Linked DNA regions of Homo sapiens: region 2 is linked to region 1. Evidence: chromatin contacts called from ENCODE Hi-C or POLR2A ChIA-PET data. All regions are on one chromosome and are shown on one strand. The core of a region is the stretch at or near the end of the contact, and the rest is flanking DNA. Distances in the headings are between cores, read along the strand shown. Region 1 overlaps TEX41 (testis expressed 41). Region 2 overlaps TEX41 (testis expressed 41).

What was found. A loop is a pair of places that touch in the nucleus more often than their neighbours do. ChIA-PET counts read pairs that join two places held with the same protein, here RNA polymerase II (POLR2A). Pooled maps may share reads with other maps.
Region 2: a loop to region 1 is called in a map of Right ventricle myocardium inferior, with 2.9 times the contacts of the local background. The contact joins two enhancer-like sites. A Hi-C loop is called at or near these places in 4 of 168 maps with a recorded cell type or tissue (Right ventricle myocardium inferior, cardiac septum, right cardiac atrium and 1 more) and 2 of 50 pooled maps. POLR2A ChIA-PET finds 5 or more read pairs at or near these places in 1 of 52 experiments (Panc1).

The regions. Positions count from the first base shown.
Region 1 is chr2:144,995,661-145,001,659 of GRCh38, reverse strand. All of the region lies in intron 3 of TEX41 (testis expressed 41), which reads right to left. Among named protein-coding and RNA genes, the nearest start is that of LINC01966, 120 kb to the right of the region's middle. Within about 2 kb of position 2,453, at least 4 of the 41 ENCODE cell types and tissues checked have a DNase peak (open chromatin) inside an H3K27ac peak, as active enhancers do.
Region 2 is chr2:145,063,890-145,069,888 of GRCh38, reverse strand. All of the region lies in intron 3 of TEX41 (testis expressed 41), which reads right to left. All of the region lies in intron 3 of LOC100505498 (a long non-coding RNA gene), which reads right to left. Among named protein-coding and RNA genes, the nearest start is that of LINC01966, 180 kb to the right of the region's middle. Within about 2 kb of position 2,873, at least 7 of the 41 ENCODE cell types and tissues checked have a DNase peak (open chromatin) inside an H3K27ac peak, as active enhancers do.

The DNA of each region.
Region 1 (5,999 bases), core at 1,204-3,703:
AAATGATTTCTAATTGTTAGAAAGTTTCACCTCTCCCCTGTATTCTTGTTTCTCCCTTTTACAGTTTCTCAAAAGAACTCCATACACTGGATTATCCACATCTAAGTCTTAACTAGAATGCACCTTCCTTGGGGGGTGCAGCTTACTCCATCCATAGGTAACTAGTCCCTACACACAGTGCTGATGCCCGGCAGGGGCTTCCCCTCACAGCATCCCTGCTGAACTGCCATCTCTCCTCTCCATCACGATTAGCCCGATCAACTGAAAGATGCTTGCTCTGGGATCTTGTCCATTATTTCTTCCAAGAATTGCTAACTACCTAACTTGTTTTTAAATGCTTTCCACACATATTAAAAACTGTTGCCACCAATGGTGGAGTGTGGCTCAGAGTAAAGTGATGCATTATATCATTTTCCCCTAGAAGTCACATATTTCTCTCACTATCCTTTTCTTTACCAGATACAGCAGAGGTGTCCAACAGAAATATAATACAAGCCACAAATGTAAGCCAAATAAGTCATTTTAAATTTTCTAGTAGTCACATTTTTAAAATGTAAAAGAAACATGAAATTATGAGAGCACATTTAATTAACAAAATTTTATCTAAAATATTATGAGTTCAACATGTAACCAAAATGATGATACAAAGTCTTGTATAAATTATGGGGGTTGTAGCAGTCTGGCCATATCATTAATAGCTTAGAGTGATCAGCTGAAGAAGTAGTCAGTCCCACCTTGAATGTTAAAAAGCTGGGATTCTCAAGGAGGGGGTGGCAGAATGCGAGAACCAGGGGTGGGAGTCAGGATCATCTCAGAGAACTTTCTAAAAGAGCATGTAGAGATAAAAAGCATGTGTGATTTGAAAAAAAAAAAAATCCAAAACAATTTATAAGTCACCCTCATTTCCTTCCTAATTTGAGATCCAGAGTGGAAAAGAGAATTCTTCCAATGGGAATGGATAATTAATAAAAATTCTTCCACTTCCAATACTCAAAGACTACATAATATAGAAGCTTGGCATCCTCCCAGCTCTTTCATAAATCATCCCACATTATGCAACACTTATTTTTCCAAATAGAGGTAAAAGATTACATCCTTAAGGTCCATTTTATCTAAATGCATCCCTTTTGGCCCAGTGTGTAGAACATATCTAGATTAATGATTGAGGGCATCTAACTATGAAATGAATCACTATTACCTTTCCTTTTTCCACCCCCCCTCTCTCTCTGTTGGCTTTTCTCTAGTACAGGATTTTTCACAGGACAACAGCTTTTGATTTGGACTTTTAACCTCTTTGGATTGAAGTAGAGAGAGGGCATATTAGAACAAAATTTATGGAGAAATTCAAAATTAAATATCAAAGTGTAGGCATGAATGTGTGGGACAATTTTGATTTGTATTTGCTTTCCCACACCATTTTGTATCCCATGGTAGAGGCTGTCATGAGTAGGGAAGTATTCCAGTTAGTGGAACAACGGCCTGTGAATTCATATATTGGCAACATCTTAATTCTGTTCTGTGACTTAATCTCTCTAAGATTTACATTGTAAAAACAGTAATCTAGACATTTCAGGGTTGCTTGCTATCTAAAGATGTAAAAAACAAAAGTACACAAATGAATGGTTTCAAAATGCTTTTGAAAAATAATGTAAACATCACCAAAAGGTTTTGTTTTTAATTGTCAGATGCTTTCTTTCTCATTTTCAGATGATGACAAACACAATGGCAGACACTCAATATTTCTGAGAGTTTTTTAATATGCAAACTTTTTGATTTGAACATTAAGAGTTTGATAGCACACAATAGCCTCTGTGGCTTTAAAATGCCTTAATTATTTTAAATACAAATGTAAAATTCAGACACCTAGTGTTACTTAAATGCACCCAGGTTTCTGTGGTTTAATAATAACATCTGTTTTGGTTTTTCAACCACAAAAGTGCATTTAATCTGTTCTTCCTTTAGTTGAACTTTTCACATCTGCTTCGGCTCGGTTCCCATAAGCTAAAGACCAGATCTTTTCCAAAAGTAGGAAGTCTACCTGTACGACTGTTGTTCTAGCTCAAAAGATCTGTTTTTAATACCAGCTGAAGATTTCAAAAGAATAACAAAAATAAACTTCTTACCCATAATGCACTTCTTATGCTTTTTGGCTTACATATCAGTGCGGTCATTTTATGAATGCAATACTGCCTGGACATTTTAAATTAAAACAGTGAATTGTCAGATCACACATGCCCAGGTAGTCCCTGATCTCTTAAGTTTTTTAATCATGGAAAAAGAGTGTATTCTATTAAGTTAATTTTTCATGAAAAAGTTATACTAAGGATGGACAGTGGCTTAAAAACCTCAGTGGTTTTTTTTGGACACACACTTAGTGCTTATCTGAATCCCATGGGTCCTGAAAAGTAGGCCGGAAAATGTTGCAAGGACAACATTACTTCACAGATTTTCCACAATTGTTTGCTGCCTCCGAGGCTTCAGCTCTTATAACCAATCCTAAGAGACCTATCTAAAATCAGAGACTGTGAAACCAAATCCTAATAAGCGTCTTTGAAAACCAACCAAGGTGCTGAGATGAAACACATTTTTCTTTACGTATGAATTTTGGTAGAGAAAATTATTGAATAAATGAGTGCCTGGGTTAGATATGTGATAATTGTTTTTCTCAAGTGGAAAGATTGACTCTCTTTATCAGCATTCACAAGAGATTGAACAAAGCTGAATATTCAGTCTTTATTTGGACAAGATTTAATTGATATCAAGTTAGTCTAATTATTTTATTTTAGAAAGTTATTTTGAATATGTGAGATGCACATAATTATATATTTTTCCTGATGTATGATTATGTAATTATACGTGGTCCTGTTTACAGGACAGAGCAACACAGCATGCTGCAATTAGTAGGTGTTCAACTCATGTTTGGTGAATGAGGCCTAATGAGGCAATATAATGGAGAGAGCCCGGTAGACTACCTTTGTCGATGCAAACAAGATGATTCTGTGATTTGAATAATTTCCCAATGTCTTACGTAAATAGGAGTTGTCAGCAGGGGTGATTCAACTTAATTCAAAAAATATTTACTGATTGCATGACATGTGCAAGTCACTACAATAAGCAGAGTAACAAATACAGGAATAAGCATGAGTTTTACAAAGTTAAAGTAGCAAATTATGAAAAATGCCTTAAGAAAAATAGCAAAACACTGTTATGGTGGAAATAGCATTTGAGACAGGCCTTGAAAGAAAAGTCATCAAAATTTGGAGAGTGTTGAATACGAGAGTTTTGAACGAAAGGTGAGAAAGAAAGTGATCTGGTAAGACAGCAAAAGATTTCAGGTCTAGAGAACATAATTAGGAAAAGTAGAGAATGACAAGCAGTTTCATTTGTCTCATGGACAAGGATAAAGATAGAAGAGTAGCCTGGTGGTATGCTATGGAACACTTTAAATGCTCTGCCAAGGAGCAGGCACATCATATAGTAGACAATGAGAGCCTGAATCTTCAAATTAGGTTTTCTTAATGGTATTCAAATATTTACCACAAATTTCCATCATTTTGCCAGCAAAGACAGATCTAAACAAGTACATTTTTTTCCAAACTTGGTCAAAATCATTTGGTATTGCTCTTAAATTTATTTTTCATTTAAAAGATAAGTCGTGGAGGGGGATATCTGTCAAATTTTCTGAACCTTACATTCATTGCTGGGCTTGAAGATAAAGCATAAGAGGTCCTTTTACAGTTCACGCAGAAGAAACAGTCTCTGGAAGAGAGAAGGAAACCCTTAAAAATATGAGTAGAAAAGCCATTTGTGGAACTTCTTGCACCCAAATACTCAAAATTAAGTGCTATCAAGATCTATTTGACTATTGGCAATTCTAAGAAGAAGGCTCCCTATATAAACCATTAGTTAAATGACAGTTATTGAGATTTTTATTTAATGACAAGGAGGAAGGAGAATATGACACAAAATAAGACAAAGACTTTTCCTGTGTGATTTTGGATCTAAGCACTTATTTATAACTATTGTAAATATAACTAATATTTTGGTCACTTTGTTGAGAGAGTCATAAAATCAACTCTATAAATATTAATTGAGAAAAGCACCACGATGAAATTTTTCAATGCTTTAACATAACAGTGATGGGATGTTGAGAAATACGGAATTTTGTTTTGTTTTGTTTTCATCATGATGCTACACAGACAGAATAGGGATGTACATAGCTAGGTGTGTCTATCTGTGTGTTATAGACACATACACACATAAAGGAAATATAATTTTAATATTTCTGCCAGTCTGAGATTAAATAGAGTGATATGGGTCACACCCTCGGTGGTTCTTTATTTACCTTTTATGGGGACATGACAATGTGGATGGAATATGGAACAGAAAGGAGAAAAAGATTTAGTATGCTCCAAATGTCCCAAACCAGCTTGTTATTATTATCCCTATATCTTCTTCACTCCAACCTGACCTGCTTCCAGTATTATCTCCCATCTACTGAAGAATATAAAGCAATGCTCATGACTTCCGGCCCTATATCCAACCCAACATAATGCCTTACACCTTTACTCATGAAGTATTTTTCAATTTCAATTCTATCACCAATTCTACCACCCTAATCCAAGCCACCACTGTGCCACATGTAGAGGCCCGTGATAGTACATTATCTGTTCTAGTTTCACCCCCCCACCCCAACCCTTCTCCAATTCATTTTCCATGCAGCGGGCAGATGGCTATGATCTTGTCACCACCCACTACCTATCTCTATCCCTTGCTATTGCTCTTAGGATGTTTCTCACTGTTGTACCTATTCCATTTAGCTATGATGGAATTAAATTTATTTTAATTGCTGTGCTCAGATGGGAAGAAAGACTGATAAATAATGAGATAAATGAGGGAACTGGAAATATTCAGAGATTGGTCATTTTGCTTTTATGCCCTGAAGCAATGATATTTCACATTAAATAAATTTTTTTAAAAAAGGCAGTTTCTTCTCCAGGGCAACATTATCTTTGTTTTTTTATAGAGTTCCCATGATTACTCATTGGTTTGGTATTCTGGAGTTTGTGGACTTTATTCAGAATATGAGAAACCTAATTCTTTATAAGTCAAAAGCAAGTACTGAAAATTTAATTCATAAAGAAAAGAGTTTTCCACATATTTTCACAGGCTTCCTTAAAAATCTTCCCCATTTTGCTCGTCACAGTACTTCCAGAAGGGATCGTGTTATTACGCAAGATTTCAAGTAGGGCTGCTATTGAGGAGGCTACCTGGACTCAATTTTTAACTTTATATTTCAGAATTCCACCATGTGTTTTTCCTTCTCATAAAGGATCAAAACCACATCATGACAGAACAATCTGTGAGAATCATAGGCTTTTAACAAGGAAGAAACGGATTAAAAAATACTTCACGCCTTATTAAAGAAATCCCTATGTTCCTCAAAAGCACTTTTTAGCATCTTATTAGTGGCATTTGATCTGACTGACATATTGACCAGTAATTGGAGCAGAAGATGGATCTATTCCACTTAGATCACAAAGGGAATAAAAATTTTGGCTGTAAATTCAAGACGGACAACTTCCAAATAATTTCTTTAGAATAACTCCCTATAAAACAGCCTTCTAAGTTGTTCTAGATACATCGTCAGATTCTTTAATAAATCACTGGCCAATAGGTGAACCTTATTGTTTTTATTTGGATTTGGAAATAAACCAAAATAGGATTGATCTGAAAGTGAAAGTGACTTTAAATGCCCACCCTCTACTCATATCAATAGAAAAATCTATATTGGTAGCTAAAACATTATTGGATAATATTTTGTTGTTGTTCGGCTTGTGTTTTTTCTTTTTCTTTTTTTTTGTTATCTCACCACTCACACATTAACTTTCATTGGTTTCAGTATCATATTCTCATTGAGTAACTGCTTCTCAAGTTGGAATGAGACAGTTATTTCATCATTTTCTAAAATTTCTTAAATAGCCAAATAGCTCTAACTT
Region 2 (5,999 bases), core at 1,624-4,123, 68 kb before region 1:
TCCTTACTGCTCACAGATTCATTTCCCATGCTTATTCTGCTTGCCAGAAATTGGCTTTTACAAACATGTTCAAGGTTTTTTATCAACTGCTTTCTAGCTAGGTGGGGTAAATGGGAAGCCCTAATTATGAGTTTAGGCTGCAGGAAGGGATAAATTAAGCCCCCAATTCCAACCCTCCCACTGCTTCTGGTAGAATCTCTAGTAATGGCCTCATCTCCTCATGGTTCTAATTCTAATCAGGGATCTAAACAGCCCCTCTCACTGTGGTTTCACCTCCAGCTGACTGGCCCTGGTTCCTACGCTCTGGTAATATCCTGGTAATATCATATTCTCCCTCTGCCCTCCAGGTGCAGGAATGGCAACACTTGTGTGGGTTGGCACACCATCCTTGGTTGGCTTTTCAGCCTTCTAATTCCTTTGTCATATATTTTAGGCTTCTTACATACTCCCAAGCATTGACTCTGTTTTCTCATTTGACTCTGACTGATCACAGTTATTTCAGTAGTTTAGGTGAAAGATAATGGTGATTTAAACTGAGGTGCTAGGGTGTTAGCAGTAGGTACCAAGAGATTTAAACAGAGCAGAGGACGTGCTATATATATTGTAGGTGTTGAAGAAAGGGAGGAATCAAGGAGAGTACTTGTTTTTTTTTTTATTTTAAGCAACTTCATAGATCATGGCATAATTTATTGAAATGCACTAGATAAAGGAAGAAACAGTTTGGAGACAAGAATTTTAAAATTCCTCTTTATATGTGTTCATTATGAGATCCCTGTAGGATAGCAAAATGGGATTTCCCTATTTGACAGATTCTTAGTAAAACTAGGGATTTGGGAAAAGACCCAGCCTCCTTCTTGATACTTCAGTTCCAAGTCCTCTTTTTCATTTGCAATTAACTTATGAGTGGTTAGATACCAGCTCCTTTTTCTGTTCTTGTCAAATGGAGAAAAAATGAGGAAAAATGAAATTTCTAGGGATATTTTCATTTAAATGATACTCTAATAGAATAAACGAATTTGCCTGACTGTTTAAGTTTTACCAGAAAGGATTTTACCTGATTCTGAAATGGCCAAAATAAGTGATGTTCTAAACAAGGAAACCTTAAGGCAACTCTCATTTGCTTGTTCTGATGCTCTGAGAACAGGAAGCCTAATTACTCAACAGCCAAGTGCACTTAGCAATGTCTTGAGAAACTGCCCTCTGGCAACATTCTCTTTTAGGACATAATCAATTCATTGCCTTAGCATCAGCTAAATTTCACTGGAATAAAAATAGGAGGAAAATACTGACCTCATAATGAGATTCTTGAGTCCAAAATAAAAATTTATAAGCAGTGCGGTGCCTGAATGAAGGATATGAAAGAAGCAGTAGTTTGCTTCTGGCTTTGTGAATTTAGCCATATTCTCATGTTTCTGTTCCTACATAGTTATCAGCCATTCACATATAAAAATATAATCAGGATTCAGGAACTACAATATTAATAAACAATAATGGGTAAGAACACATGAAAATATCACCAATATATTTCTGAAAAGGAAATTGGGTGTCAGATTATCTTTCCTAAATTTTATACATTTAGTGTTAGCTAATATATTTCTTGAAATACTTGTGCAGTTTATCTTTTTGTGATAGTGTCTTTCAAAAAGTGTTGTGGAGTGTGCTATAACATAAGAAAGCAATCCTACAGCAAATTTTGCTTTATACCTTTGCTATAGACACTACATTCCAGTTGATGTGAAAGTGTGCATAGAGTGTATATGTCTGTGTGTATATTTACTGAATACATCCTCGTTGATGGCTGGCCATTTAGGGGGGGAAATGTGAAGAGAAGAACAGTGGCATGGGGATGGGGAATTCTCCTCTTTAATCAGTCTTATAAAATCAAAAATTCCCATGCTTAGAAGGTCAAAGAGAGAGTATAATGCACTTATGAAAAAGAGATAGGCTCATTAATCCAGTTGTTCTTGGCCCAGACAGCAGAAGAAATATAAATGCTGTCATCACTTACGTGTGAGATAAAGGATGAAATGTGGGAATTTGTCGGTTTACTGCAAAGACCATTCTTTTGGTTTGAGAACATTGGTGGAAATAACCTGAGCTGAGAAAAGCTCCCTATGAGGAATACACGTTATGGGAAACTATTAAAGACAACGTTTGGTCAATGACCTTCGTGACGTAGTTTAATCAAGCTGCACACCCCTCACCAAAAAGACAACTACTTGAAGAAGGGAGCCCTCAACAAGCCAAGACATTTTACCTTTCCTCTATTACATGAGTCTGGTATAAGACATGAGTGTGCAATAAATCTCTAGTTCATGCATTCAGAGGCTGCACTATGATAATGATAGACTATAAATCACAGAAAATATGTTACCTTTATTTTAGGACAGACAATAGCTAGAAATAGTGCTAACCAATAGCACAGATGTCTAGTAGATACAAAAATGAAGATTTGGCAGTTGTTTAAAAATGGGAAGTACAAGGATTTGACCTGAAATATATTAGAAAATAGCAGCAGTTTCATAGTTTTGTCAGGTTTCCAGTTTTGCATTTCACTATTTCTTTTTTAAATCCCATGTTCTGTTTTGGAAGGTAGACTGCAATTTTGGAAAACTGAAAAAATTTCTGTCATGCATTTCTAAAGTAACCTTGTAAATATTTGTAGATCATATACACATACATGAGCTTTTATGTAAATTTGTTTTTCTTTGAAAGTTTAAGGATAACTGAATGCTGAGAATGGAAGTAAAATGAGGCTGTAAACAAATGGGAGGCTCCCGCAAGGACCCATGGGGATTGGAACTAGGCTTTCCATGTGCCAACTATTAGCTAATTGTGAGATGACACTGACTGACCGGACTCATGATCCACATCCCAGTGTCTGCCTCAAAAGAGCTGTTAGAAGAAGAAAATGCTCATTTGTTGCAACTGTGACCAAGTTCTCTGAAATCCAATAATGGGCAGCTGGAGATCCCTCACATAACTGACAACACAAAGGGTCAAAGAGGCTTCTGATACCCCTGAGGGAGCGGTAAGAAAAAGCAGGCAGGGTTAACCCTGTTTTAAGTACAACAGGGTTAACAAGCTATAATTTACTACCTTGTTGATTTTCTTGTTTGATGGAAGTCTGTAGAAACTGGGAACTTATGGAAAAGTAAATTACACTTTTCAAAAATCCTCTTTTTTGTCTTTCCCTTTTTTTCTTGTGCCCCACCTTTTTTATGTTGGTGGGAGGGGGGATGGCCAGGAAGTTAGGCAAGCTGATTTACTTAAACAGTTGAAAATCTAGAGAAATCTGATCTTAACTTCCCAGAGGTTGAAAAGTAATGCCGTTTCCTGTGATTCTCCATTTCCTGGGTTTAGCAGGGACACAGATCCCAAGAATTAAAATATGATGAGAAAGTCTGTCCTCCTAAGATGTTCTCACCCCGGCAGGAAAGTACCATACCAGAAATTTCACAAGAAAGTCTGCTCTCATGAGACTCACTGCCAGACTTTTAACCATTTTGATAAGTTCAGAAGAGCTTCCATCAAAAAGCTTTCAAACGTCTGTCCCCAGTGACCCCACAGATCCCTTTGAGAGCCACCCAACACCACTTCATAGTTCCCATAAACACTTGGACCTTTCCCTGTGAAAGCTGACAAGTTTTCCCGAAAGTCCTTACATACCACACTCAGCCTCATCTTGCCAAATGTGCTATCTCAGTGGAAATTGCTGGAACTTTCCAGACAGATTTTATGCTACAGGCAAAAAGCACCTCAGTCACCAATGTGCCCACACTGTTTTCTGAGACTGTCGGTACCTACATATTTCATACACGATGTAAAAAGTCCCATGCTTTTTTCTCCCTGTATAACTAAGTATTGCTCTCATAATACTTTGTGAAAAATGTCTCGTAACTATAGTAATTACTGATGTCAACGCCCCTGTTAATATTCTGGGTCTGCAAACATTTCACATCAGATCTCCACATGGAAAAGGGACTGCTCACCTCTACTTTGTAAATTAGCTATATGATTTATCTGTGAGAAACATTTCAAAAATATAGATTCAGAAAGACATCTACCACATGATGGCTTTTCCATATGGCATCTCATAATTATTTTGCTGTGTGTGAACATGATGAAAACAGTTTCATAATCCTCCAAGGGTCAGAGTAAATTATTTCAATTAGACATATTTCAGAGCAAACATTACCTTAGGGTTTATTAATAATATTACCTGAGAAGGAACAGCTGCCTTTTATGCATAAAAAGCTGTCAGCTTCTTACCGCTCCATCTATAGAAACCCTTTTGTGATTTAAAAAAAAATGGCAGATTTTCTCATGCTTTACCTAAACACAGAACTTGGCAGCAGGGACCTGGTTGTAATCCTCAGCTTGGGAGCTGGTGGGTGGATTTTTTTTCTCTATAAACTCTTCTATAAACCACACCAGTCTCCTGGTATTTATTCTGGGTAGTGCTAGAAATTGTACACAGATCCAACAGGCCATGTAAAGGAGTTTTGTAACTTCCTGAAACCCTTTCATGCAAAATCCTTACTCTGAATGCAATTCCAGAAAGATGGGACATTACAGCAGCTTAAAAGGAAAGGTTTGCTCTGTTGTCTTTTTCTCCTCTACAGTGGAGCCTTGCAAATATGAAATAGGTCAATTGGGGCAACATAATAACAGCAACTAATACGAAATTAATTGACCTATATTGAAAATGCAATGCCCATTGAAATGGCTTCAGAGCTAAATCACGTAGATAGCTATATTAATAATAATTAAGGATTGGAATTTTTCTCTGTAGATGGGCTGTCACTTTATAAGAGTTAGTTGGAGCTACATATTACTGCAGCACATCAATTAAGTTTCGCTTTATTATAACCACAAGTCTCTGAACATGCATATTAAAAGATCTCAAGGCACAGAGTCTATGAGACGTGTGGAAAACAGAGTAGAAATACTCTGTGTGTCTAAGAAATGTATCATCTTATCACAAGCTTTTCTTGCCTCCCACCCCAAGATAATGACATGATGACAATGATAATGTGATGATGATAATGATTATAATAATGGGATGATGATTTTGATAAGGGCTTCTCACCAACATGTCCTGCTTTTGGCAAAACTTTCCTAAGGCAAAAGCATATTTATCTTGGCAGAACTGGCAAAGAATGTATTTTTTAGGAATTTGTTGCTGGTTGGATGAAAGATGGTATGGTAGGTAGTAGAATTAGTCAACATCAACTATTCAAATATTACTCTCTTGGCATTGAGACCCAGTGAGGCTTCAAATTCTCAGAGGATCTTAGCTGAGGCAATATCTGTGACCTTATGAGTATTTTTTGAGATAAACTAGCATAAGTAGTGTGACTGAAATTTCGAAGGAAATTTAAATGTAAACACACAACTTTCAAATACTTGCAACCAACATTCCTTCTCACAAACATACATGAAGCCATAGATAAAGCAGTCCTTTACCAAAGACATCAGGGAAATGCTGTGAGGAGAAGAGGGTAATCAGAAAATTTTCTTATATTTGTTTATTTTGCCAATGAATATTATACAGCTGTGGGTGAAGCACTGTATTTTGAGGAATAGAAATGAAAATTGCAATCAGAAAAGTTATTTGCATTATTCATTTCTATTTCATTTTAGGAAAATATCAATAAAAATGGGGAACATTATAGAATTTAAAAGAACCCTTGTATTATATTTTCTACATTCCTTATAGAAGGGCAGAACATCTCGTATGCTTTGTTGCAACTATTCCAGAAAAAAAAAAAGACAAACACCATAATCATTGCTTCTCAATCCTACAATCTTATGCTTTCCAGTTCTCCTTTTTTCTCTCTCTCTTTTGGCACTCTGGCATGTCAGATTCTTGTTTTGTACTTGTTTTGACCCCAACTAAATGGTGGAGCACTAATAAGCAAAAGTAGAGCCATAACTGGATCAGGAGAGATCTGAAAACATAATCATGCCACAGATGAACCATTGGCAATAGTTCA